Regions from separate parts of the Homo sapiens genome. Here region 1 is linked to region 2. Evidence: chromatin contacts called from ENCODE Hi-C or POLR2A ChIA-PET data. All regions are on one chromosome and are shown on one strand. The core of a region is the stretch at or near the end of the contact, and the rest is flanking DNA. Distances in the headings are between cores, read along the strand shown.

Region 1 (5,929 bases), core at 1,437-3,936, 51 kb after region 2:
CCTGCCACTTGCCCTCTACCACGTTCACACCTCCAGGCCCTGGGGTGTCACTGCCTACGATGGGAACGCCTCCAGGCAGGAAGGCCATGAACACACAGTTCTCACCCAGTGCCCTAGCACTTCCCCACTGAGCAAGTACTGCTTAAGTTGTTGCCTGCCATTGGTCATTTTCCAGTGTCCTGGAATGATTATTTTTAGTAAACGTATCACATTTTGCACTTGATAACTGTAGAGAGGAATTGCCTGACCTACTCCTGTTCCAGGAACAGGAGTATATGCCTAGGGCCAGAAGTCGTTAGATCCTAGGGATATAGCGGTAAAAGCAAAGCAGACATCCTATTTGGAGAAAGCAAGCCTTCAACAAATAAGCAGAGATGATAGCCAGGTGACCATGAGTGCTTTGAAGAGCAGTGGGGCAGAGGGAAGAGCAAGTGGCAAGGTCCTGAGGCAGAAGCATATTGGGGGCCTTGCGGGAACAGGAAGAAGCAGGGAGGGAGTTGGATATGAGGTCAGATCACCTAGGGCCTGGGGAAGGACCTTGGCTTCTATCCTGAGAGAGGAGGGAAGCTGTTAGAAGGTCACTTTCATTTTTAAGTGATCAAAGTGCTAGTTTACTAATTTACAGTGAGAAATAAAACTGCCTGAGTGAGGTCAGTAAGTCACTGACTGGGCTGGGCTATTCCTGGGACTTGAACTGAGCCCAAAGGCGCTGGGACCAGGTAGCCTTGTAGAGCTCATGAACATCCAGGTGGAAGTGGCCATTGGGCTCTGCCAAGTGTCCCCCATCCTAGGATCAGGAGCCCTGTTCGGGTCCTGATTCTGCCATGTACAAGCCTTAGTTTCTCTAAATGGGCTAAAACTAACTGCCACGAACCTGAGCAATGCTCAGCCCAGCATCTCACCCCCATGCTAGGCACTAGTAAGGGGTTCTAACCCAGATGTGGGCATAACAAACACCTGAGGCTCATAAATCACCTGGCGGTCCCAGGCGCCCATGCTCCTTAAACTGCTAAGTGACCAGGGACTCTTCCTCTCCCTTACACTTTGCTGTCATCTTCCAGATGGTGTCTACACACTGTGGCTCATCGTTCTGGAAGTCACTTTCATCTTCCCCTTCATTTCCTTTCTGCTCCACATCCTGGCTTAAGCCTCACACCCCTCTCTGTACTAACTTCCCAGCCTTCGGTCTCTGGCCCTCCCAGCTTGTCCTGCATGTGGCCACCAGACCATCTTCTTAAAGCAGAGCTTGGACCACACGGGGACATGATCACTTAATTTTTAAATTAGGGAACATTTTAAACTTTTCAGAAAGAACAGAAAATAATATAACAGACAGCTGTGGCTGTATCCCTTCCTCTCCCTCCCCTCCTTCTCTCCCCAGAATTAACCACTATCTTGAAGTTGGTGTATTAATTCCACAGATGATTCTGTACTTTCATAATATACACTGTTATGGTTTTTAATTTTACATAAGTGGCTAGTATTATATGAATTGTTTACTGGCTTGCTTTTTTCATTCAACATTATGTGTTAGAGGTTTACTCATCCCAATACCCAGTTCACCCACTTAGCTGCTGTATGTAGTATTTCATTGTCAGAATAAGCCCCTGTGTGTTTCTCCTTCCTTTCCTGTGTTTTCCACAGTGCAGCAAAGAGCTTCTTCATCCTCGTGTCCTTATATGCCCTTGAGTGCTTCTCTGCAGCTCACACCTAGATGTTGAATTGCTGATGCAGGGGGATGAGGGTCTCATCTTTACTAAATCCTGCCAAATTGCTCCCCAAAGGGCTGACCCATTTGCACATTCACATGATGCCTTTTAAAACACTTTCTTGCTCCCCATCACTTGGCACAATCTCAAGTTGCTAACGGTAGTATTCAAAGCCTCACTCATTAAGACCCTGTCTACCTTTATATTTTTATTTATATTTGTTTTTTCATCTGTAAAAATAGGGATAAATCATCATGACAGAGATGTGAACAGCAAGTTCATCTGTGGCCCCTCATGGACAAAAAAAAAAAAAAAAGATAGTGTCCTTTCCTTCCTTTTCTTCCGTATAGTGTCCACTCGCTGGTCTTTCTTCTGGAGCTATATAGAATAAGCCTAATCCAGAAAAGGCAGTGGCAGGGGGTGGCATTAAAGCCAAGGCTGGGACCTGTCTTAATCCCTGGTAGGCATCTTATTGGCAGGTGAGCTGATGGTCACAGCTCACTGAGGTATTGGATCACATCCTTGTCTTGTATCATGTGTGCATTTGATCAGCATGCTCTTCCTGTCCTTATTCCAAGTCCAAGGCAACAGGGAACAGGTGGGGCCAAGCATGGAAGCCTCTCTATACCTGCCAGAGACCCACAAAAATGATAGATGCATGGTTAATACTTGCTGAATGTCGAGTCAGTGACTGGCAGAATCTGAACACCAAGAAAGGGTTCAGAAGCTAACTCCCTGTGTTTGAGTCCTGCCTGACAACTTACCAGCTGTGTGTGGCTTTGGGCAAGCTGGTGAACCTCACCAAGCCTCAGTGTTCTCATCTGTAAAGCGAGAATATTAATACCCTTTTCATCAGGTGCTTGTGAGGATCAAATGAAACAATCCATGTCAAGTGCCAGGCAGACTCAATGCCTGTCAGCTGTTTTTAACGCCGCCCTTGCGATCTAGAGACAGACTGGCCTGACTGGTCTAGAGGCAAGCCGAAGTCTGCTGGAGTGGAGGTTCCTCATGTGCTGCCTGGCCAGAATTAGAGAGAGCCAAGGCCAGGGCTGGCCCGGATGGAGCGGGGATGGAAAGCAGCTGGCAGAGAAGTAGAGCACCCTCAGTGGGGAAAGGAGGGGTGGGAGGAGGCTGGTCCCAGGCCACACTTTGGGTAGCAGCAGCCTGGGAGTTTTTCCTGAGGTTTTTTCTGTGAAACTTTAAGATTCATCTAAACAGTATTTCAGAACATAGACATTATATTGAATAATAGTTTTTTTTGTCTTTATGACATTCCTGCTGGCATGTAAGAAAATCCCTTCATTGGGTCAGGAGTGTGTCCAGTCCTGGAGTGGTGGTTTCTTCTTAACTAGCCCATCTTCACTTGCTCCAGGTTGGGGCGGGGACATACCCTGCCTTGGTCCCTAGGTCTTTTGTTCCCCTTTGCCCGTTGTGTCCTGAGCACACTCTTAGGATCCTGTTTGGAAGGGGCCCTGATTTCGGTTACCCTCTTCCTCTTCTCCATGTGAAGCGCGGTGTCTGTGGTACTGCTGGGGCACTGGGTCCCTCTCCCTCTAACCTCATGGAAGCTTTCTGCTCTTTCACTTCCTGTCCCACTGAGCCTCCAGGTCTTCTCTTATTGGGTGTATTAAATATTGCGATAAGCCCTGCTTTTCCTAGGGCGACTTTGCCATCATCTCCACATTTCTTGCTGTTTTTGCTTAGAGTACAGAAAAAGTTTAAGCAAGTAAACTGAGCGGCGAAAGCAAGAGACTGGGAGAATTAGGGAAGTAAAGGTTGTTTGGGTTCTCCGGTTTCTGTCATATCCTTATTTAATGAACTGGTCTGGTTGTGAAACCAACTGTCATACCCTGGGCTGCATTTTTGTGAATGGGGAAATGAATGTAGAGGGAGACTTCTCCGCGTCGCGGGGAGCCCTCAAGGATCCCGGACGTGCTTCCATCTGCAGTCGTGGGCACGTGCTCAGGAGGAAAGCTGCACACGTGGCCAGGGCCCATTCCACTGGGGAAGTCAGCGCCTCACGCTGCCTGGCCTGGTCACCTCAGTCCACCCTCGCTCTCCCATGTGGAGTGTTTTTCCCTTATTTTCACAAAGAGTGAGATTTACAATTCAGCGTTCTGAGAAGGTGTCTCAAATTTAAACTACTTATAGAAGTCTTATAATTATTTCAAGTGGAAAGCACACCGGATACTTTCACTTGTCATGTGTAAAACCGCCTGAACACATTCTGCTCTGCATTCTATCTGTAAGAATCTGAGTTTTCAAATGCATTTAGTGGTCACCCTTAGTTTTGTTTTCAGGCCAGTTGCTTAGAATCTGGTTTGTCTGGAGTATTATGTATCGAAAGCCTCCAGTTAAGCATCTTGTAATGTCATAAGGTCACCAAGCTGCCATGGGGAAGCTTCGCATTAGGACATCTAAATTCATCTCAGCTCGAGCGCCTTTTTTATGAGGCATTCTTAATTTCTTGAAGTAATCAGTTATCACTGAGCTCTAACATTAGTAATCTGATGCATTCTGCTCTGGTACATAAAGACCAGTAATTTTAGTCAAATTCCTCCAACAATGGTATTTAAGACCCACCCTAACGAGGCATTTATTCTTGAGTATTTCTTTATCCATCACTCCCTTACTTCACAAAGTAGATTTTAAAATATGTCGTTTCGTTTGGAATTCACAAGCAGCTCAGACAAGTTAGCACAGTGGCTGGTGCCCTTGTCGCCCAGTGCACCCAGCACCTTGCCAGGCTTGCATTGAGAGAGGCTAGCAGAATTCTTTCCCCGAGCAGGGCACGGTGGCTCATGCCTGTAATCCCAGCACTTCAGGAGGCTAAGGTGGGAGGAATGCTTGAGGCCAGGAGTTAGAGGCTATAGTGAGCTGTGATCATACCACTGCACTCCAACGTGAGCTACAGAGCAAAAACCTGTCTCTTAAAAAAAAAAATGGGGGGAGAACTGATGGCAGCAGTGGCTCCCCTCCCAGCTGGAAGGCCTGAGTTGGCATTCTCAGAGGGTGCCTCTTGGCCTCACCTCTGGGTTTGCCCATTATTAAAAGTCCAGATACATCCTCAGAGTTGTTTTCATCTGCCTGGCACTGATTGAGAAAGTGGAGCAAGCGCCTGCTATCAGCAAGCTTCATTGCTGGGAGGTTCTCTGCTTACATTTCCCACCGCAGGTAGTGGGCTCCTCTGCCTGCAGGTGTTACTGGGAACGGTTGAATGAAGCTCTGGCTTCTTTGTTAAGCTGCCCTTCCCACCTCAACTAGCGCAGCTCAGTTTGCTTCCGCTCTCTCCCCTCCCAAGCCCTAAGGATGCCTCCGTTCCCTTTTCGCCGGTTTCAGTGTTTCTCAGAAACCATGGCAGTGACTTGTTTATATCTACACAGTATCATGGCGTTCCAAAAGCAGAGAATTTAAGAAATTTCTTCCATCAGTAAGTCATGATTTTAAAGGAGGCAGCCAAGTGATCCCATTTACTAGCTAGAGAAAATGAGGCGCTGACAAGAATCATGTCTTTCTGAATTAGAACCTTGGTACAAAACTTTTTAAACCAAGAACCATCAATTTGGTGATGATTTTCACCTCAGTTTTCTTACATCTATGCATTTGACATTGAAATAACAATAGCGTTTGCCTGCATGTTGCACTAGAGAAACTGAGGCAGCGGAAGCCAACTGTCCCTGTTGTGAGCAGGTCAGCTGCGGGGCCCTGGTTCTGCCCCAGGCCCCCTGCTCACACTGCTAAGCTGCAATTCAAGTTAACTTTTATTAATGGGTAGCAAATATTAGGAACAAATGCAGAAACTGTCCTGTGTTTCTGGAGGTTAGGGAGGGCCTATCAATTCTCAGCAAATTTAATTGTAAAGTACTTTTTTTTTTTTTTTTTTTTTTGTGATGTAGTCTTGCTCTGTTGCCCAGGCTGGAGTGCAGTGGTGCAATCTCGGCTCACTGCAACCTCCGCCTCCCAGGTTCAAGCGATTCTTCTGCCTCAGCCTCCTGAGTAGCTGGGACTACAGGCACACGCCACCACGCCCAGCTAATTTTTGTATTTTTAGTAAAGACGGGGTTTCACCATATTGGCCAGGCTGGTCTTGAACGCCTGACCTCGTAATCCGCCCACCTCGGCCTCCCAAAGTGCTGGGATTATAGGCCACGCGGCCTATAAAGTACGTTTAATTAAAAAACAGCTTTGTTTTAATTAAAAAAAAAAAAAAAGGCCAAGCA
Region 2 (5,934 bases), core at 2,360-4,859:
ACACATTCATAATGTGCAACCATCATGTGCCATCCATCTCCATAAATAACTTTTTTCATCTAGTAAAACTGAAACTCTGTACCCATTAAGCAATAATTCTCCATTTCCCCCTACTCCAGGCCCCTGGCAAATTCCCATTCTACTATCTGTCTCTATGATTGTGACTACTCCAAATACCTCATATAAGTAGAATTGTACAGTATTTTTCTTTTTGTGACTGGCTTATTTCACTTAGCTAATGTCCTCAGGTTCATCCACGTAGCATATGTCAGAATTTCTTTCCTTTTTAAGGCTAACATTTCATCATATGGGTGGACCATATTTTGCGTATCTATCTCTTCCTCCGTCAGTAGAAGCTACTGTGGATAGTGCTGCTGTGAAGTGTGCATGCACATCCTGACTGTTGTGTTAATCCGCTCCTTGCTTTTCTTTATAGTTTTCCCATCTATGTATATCCCGCATAATACAGTGTTTGCTTTTGTGCTGAGTAGCAAGCATCAGCCTTGCTCTGCAAGGAAACAGGACTGTGCCCATGTTAGATGAAGTTAGCTAGGAGAAGATGGCATAAACCAAAGTTTGGGATGACAGTTAGACATAGCCTCCCTGAGCACTTATTGATCCCCTCTGGGGACATTGGTAATCAAAAGTGGGAGAGAGTCCTGGGAAACACAGAGCGTCTGGCGGAATTGAAAGGTGGGCCAGGTACCAGTTGTCCAACAGCAATATTTATTTTTTTTTTAATTTTTTGAGACAGTCTCGCTCTGTCACCCAGGCTGGGGTGCAGTGGCGTGATCTCGGCTCACTTCAACCTCCGTCTCCTGGGTTCAAGCAGTTCTCCCGCCTCAGCCTCCTGAGTGGCTGGGACTACAGGTGCGCGTCACCATGCCCAGCTAATTGTTGTATTTTTATTGGAGATGGGGTTTCGCCATGTTGGCCAGGCTGGTCTCAAACTCCTGACCTCAGGTAATCCGCCTGCCTCAGCCTCCCAAAGTGCTGGGATTACAGGTGTGAACCACTGCACCCGGCCCGGCAGCAATATTTATGCCTAAGGGCAATGGTGAGCTGCTGTGTATTTTGGCTTTACGCTCACTTGATCTACTTCTAGTTCTCAGGGGTTGATCACTTGAGAACACTTCTGTGGGAGTAAAAAACTGTTCGCAGCTAATCCACACAGCAGGGCATGGAAGGGGGAGCTAGAACTTCACTAGCACTGTTTAGGGTTATCCAAATGCAGATAAGAGTCTGGGCTCGTTTCACCAGTCATTTTGTGCTCTGTTTAAAAATTGGGACCTCGTGCACTACTTTGGAACACGGGCAGCGTTTACTAAAACTGAATACCTTATGTCCTAGCAAAACCACTCCTAGATAAGCCCCAACCAAAACGTGCCCATATGTTCACTAAAAAACATGCAAGAATATTCATAGCTGCAGTTCTAGAACCAAAACACTGGCTGCAACCCAAATGTCCATCAGCAGTAGAATGAATACCTGTGATGTATTTGTAAAATGGGATACCTTGAGCAATGAGAAGGAACACAGCAGAGACCCTGGGTGAATATCACAGACATATTGTTGAATGAAAAAGTCAAACATAAGAGAATATATAATATATGGTTTCATTTATTAAAAAATTTAAGGAGGAGCCAAGTAACATGAATCTATGATGTTAGAAGCCAGGAGAGAAGTCACCCTTGGTTTGGAATGGGGTTCTGGAAGGGCATCTGGGACTATGGTCATGTTCTGTTTCTTTATCTGGTTACTAGTTAGCCACATGTTCGCTTTGTGAACACTCATCAGGCTGTACATGTGATCTGTGCAATGCCCTGTGTAGATGCTATACTTCAGCAAAAAATCAACCTAAATGGGTGTAATGGTAATAGGCATCTTGGGGACGACAGCCTTTGACATGTTGCCCTCTTGAATTAGCTGGGTTTAGTCTGGAAAACATTCTGGTGCATAGCTGCTGTCCAGGAGTCTCTTCACCAAACTTTTATTGATTCCTTTCACCTCTCTCCTGAATTGGATCTCTGTTTCCAGTGTCCCATATTATCTTATTTCTTGACTTGTTCTCTCGGTTGGTGGAACACATCCTTTAGTTAATAACGTCTAGAGAAAAAGTACACAGGAAGTAAATTTTTTTGAGATCATGTATGGTCAAGAAATGTCTTCATTCTTCGTATAGAATCCTGGATTGTAAATAATTTTCCTTCAGAATTTTGAAGACATTGCTCCATTGTCTTTTAGGTTCCAGTTTTGCTGTACAGAAATCCAAAGCCAGCTGGGCACAGTGGCTCATGCCCATAATTCTAGCACTTTGGGAGGCCAAGGCAGGAGGATCGCTTGAGCCCAGGAGTTTGTGAGCAGCCTGAGCAACATAGACCCCATTCTCTAAGAAAAAAAAAAATTCTTTTAAATTAACCAGGCATGTTGGCGTGCACCTGTAGTCCCAGCTAACTCAGAAGGCTGAGGCGAGAGGATTGCTTGAGCCCAAGAGGTTGAGGCTGTGAGCTGTGATCACACCACTGCACTTCATCCTGGGCAACAAAGTGAGAGCTTGACTCAAAAAATTTAAAAAAAGAAATCCAAAGCCATTCCAATTCTTTATCTTTTGTATGTGACCTGTGTTTCTCTCCCTAGAAGCATATTGAATCTTCCCAATTTCCCATTGACGTCCTTCATGAGGTATATTTTAATCCCTTTTATTGAGCACTTTGTGGGCCCTTTCAGTCTGACAACTTTCATTCTGGTCTTGAGTTATTTTGTTGATGGTTTCTTCCCTCTGTTTTCTGTGTTCTCTCTCTGAATGTTGAACCTCCTGAACTGGTTTTCTATTATAGTTTTCTCTCATCTTTTCTACTTTTTGTTCCACTCTTTAGGAGATTTCTTTTCTTCTTCTTTTTTTTTTTTTTTTTTTTTGAGACAGTCTCACTCTGCTGCCCTGGCATGATCTCAGCTCACTGCAGCCTCTGCCTCCTGGGTTCAAGCAATCCTCCTGCCTCAGCCTCCCGAGTAGCTGGGATTACAGGTGTGTGCCACCACGCCTGGCTAATTTTTGTATTTTTGTAGAGACGGGGTTTCACCATGTTGGCCAGGCTGGTCTCAAACCCCTGACCTCTCTGCCCACCTTGGCCTCCCAAAGTCCTGGGATTATAGGCATGAGCCACCCTGCCCAGCCTCCCTAGCAGATGTCTTCATCTTTATTTTCTGACCCTTCTGTTGACACTTTTATTTCCTTTTTGATAGCATTCTCTTGTTTCATGGATATAATACAGTTTCTTATATCTTTGAGGATATTATTGATGAATTTTTATTTAATTTTTAGTTTTCTTCTCCCTGCACGGTCTCATTTACTCCAAGCCCCGCCCCCACCCTCCCCCCCTATTTGTTTTGGCCTCCTGGTAGAAACTTTTCTCAGATGTCTGCTAGTCCTTGGTGATCTCCTAATGAGAGATTTGGAGTGAAGGGGACCACAAAGCCATTGAGTGTGATGGTGGGGCCTGTCGATGGATAGTTCCACCCAGGGGGATCTGGGTGGGCCGTTTGCTGGGAACCTCTGATTTCACGGTCTCTAATTCTTTCCCCGTGGGCTGGTCATTTCACTGTGAGAATAGTCTTCTAATCTCAGGCCTAGAGGGCAAAGGTCTGGTTGCCAGGGTCCTGGGAGCCAAGTTTTGGGGTGGCCCTCTGTTCCACATTCATTCTGCATTTAGACACTAACCCCCCTCTCCATTTTGTTCTAGAACCCCGGCAAGCCTTGCTCTCCTCTGCCTGGTGTCCCAGATCCACAGACCCTTTGTGTCTCCCTCACAAGGGAACACCCTCTCCCCAGCCCTGTGCTGAGAGGTGTGCAGGAGTCACATGAGTGGGATCCAAGTGCTTCTTGAACAACTTTAATTCATTCGTCTTTATTTTTCTTCAGCTCTTAAGTGCTTTGAGGAGTGAGTAATGGAAATTGGGTAATTCCACAGTGCCCGTTGCTGCCTTGAGATTTGGCCTTCTTGAGCCTGCTAAGCCTCTTGCCATGCTGCAGTCCCACTTCCAGAATTGTGGCGTTATCGTTTCTCGTGCTGTTCTCTCTGTCCTTGGGAATTATCTTTTTTAACAGTCCATTTATTGTAGTTTTACTGTGGCTTAGAGGGAGCCAAATTAGTCATGTGTCTTGGATCTGCCATTCTAACCTGGAAAACAGCCGCAACGGTAACAGCAAACAGGACTGCTTCCCTCGCGCCAGTCACTGTTCTGAGGGCTTCGTGTAATTAATTCATTTAATTTGGAAGTCTGACTAACTTATTTTTGCCAAGTCTCATCAAATTTCAGTTGGAAAACAAGGATTCCAGATGAAATGTTTGGCTTTAGTCTGTTTATTTCACCTCTAATAAATTCAGGCAGAGGAAGAGAACTACCAGACCCGAAGAGGAGGCGTGTGTTTATCTCTCCGTGTTCTTAACCTTGTTTTTCCTCTTGACGTTTTCCCCCAGAGGAGTGTGCTTCAGTTGCTGCACTCCACGAGCGACGTGGTGCGGCAGTACATGGCCAGGCTCATCAATGCTTTTGCGTCACTGGCAGAAGGTGAGACATCAGCTTTGCTTCAAAGATAAGAGCTAGGTCATATTGATGTGCTTTTTCCTTTGAAAATGAGCGTTCCTCCCAAGTTTCTTAGAGATGACGCTTCCTCAGTTTGTTACCGTTTAATTCATCTAAGGTCTTTTGTGAAAATTAATTGTTGTCATATTGCTTTAGTTTATATCAGAGCACATTTGGACAGTTTTTGGGGTTTATTTTGTAAACCTCCCGGTTTTATTTTATAAAGCTTTCTGGTTTTGTAACATAGTAACATTTTATATTGCTTTCAAGTATATCACAGGTAATGAATGCATCTTCTATAATTTTCTACTTAAGGCAAAATAAGTGAAACAATTACGGCAAAATAAGCTTAGCGAAACAAAGCAGACTCCAATAAACACTGCACCATTTCCTTCAGAAGACTATGACCTCTTAAATCAAAGGATTTGAAAACTCTGAAAATAACATGCCCCCATAACTGAATTTAAAATGATTTTGCAAAGTGCCATTATCTTCCGTAAGTTCTTATTTATTTGAGCTCTTTATAATGTGAATAAAGGGAGTTTTCAAATTATGAATATATGATACTCCAAAACTTTGTTCATTTGTTCATTCGTTCTTCCATCCATTTGGCAGACATTTATGATAAGCCAGGATGTGTTACTGAGGACCATTCATATAATAATACTGTTGAAACTTATGTCTGAAATTAACATCTTCCATATCCATTCAGAAGTCCACAACAGGCTAGGGACCATTCTGGGCTTATTACAGGGTCCCAGGTGTGGCTTCCTGCTTCTTCTCCAGGCCTTGTACAGAGAGTGTGTATGGAAGCATTCCTTGGCTGCCTCTGTTGTGAAGACTTAAGGGCTCATAACACACACATTACCCCTCATTTCTCTTTGTAGATCTGACTGTTGGGTTCAGGATTTCATGGAAAAAAAAGGACAATGCTCCCCACAAGAACACAGCAATGAATTATGTTTAGCTCACAAGAAGAGTGGTTTTTCTAGTCACCAGATATTTCATTGAATAAAACCAACGTTTAACGTTTAGAAGAAATATCTTTTAATAAGTTTTAATAAGTTTTGTGGGGGTTTTGTGTGTGTGTGTGTGTTTGGTTTTTTTTTTTTTTTTTTTTTTTGAGAGAGTCTCACTTTGTCAACCAGACTGGAGTACAGTGGCATGATCTCGGCTCACTGTAGCCTCAACCACCTGGGCTCAAGGAATACTCCTCGCGCCTCAGCCCCCCAATTAGCGGGATCAACAGGTGTGCATCATCATACCTGGCTAATGTTCCTTAGTTTTTATAGAGATGAGGTTACGCCCTGTTGCCCAGGCTGGTCTCCAACGCCTCGGCTCAAACAGTCT

Evidence for each region. A loop is a pair of places that touch in the nucleus more often than their neighbours do. ChIA-PET counts read pairs that join two places held with the same protein, here RNA polymerase II (POLR2A).
Region 1: a loop to region 2 is called in a map of Panc1, with 3 times the contacts of the local background. The contact joins two enhancer-like sites. A Hi-C loop is called at or near these places in 2 of 168 maps with a recorded cell type or tissue (Panc1 and posterior vena cava). POLR2A ChIA-PET finds 5 or more read pairs at or near these places in 4 of 52 experiments (CD8-positive, alpha-beta memory T cell, T-cell and WTC11).

Annotation. Positions count from the first base shown.
Region 1 is chr2:231,318,550-231,324,478 of GRCh38, forward strand. The region is part of intron 19 of ARMC9 (armadillo repeat containing 9); the gene reads left to right. Among named protein-coding and RNA genes, the nearest start is that of MIR4777, 41 kb to the right of the region's middle. Within about 2 kb of position 2,687, at least 13 of the 41 ENCODE cell types and tissues checked have a DNase peak (open chromatin) inside an H3K27ac peak, as active enhancers do.
Region 2 is chr2:231,266,504-231,272,437 of GRCh38, forward strand. It overlaps ARMC9 (armadillo repeat containing 9), which reads left to right. Exons shown (of 25, transcript NM_001352754.2): 13 at 4,479-4,569. Among named protein-coding and RNA genes, the nearest start is that of ARMC9, 71 kb to the left of the region's middle. Within about 2 kb of position 3,610, at least 8 of the 41 ENCODE cell types and tissues checked have a DNase peak (open chromatin) inside an H3K27ac peak, as active enhancers do.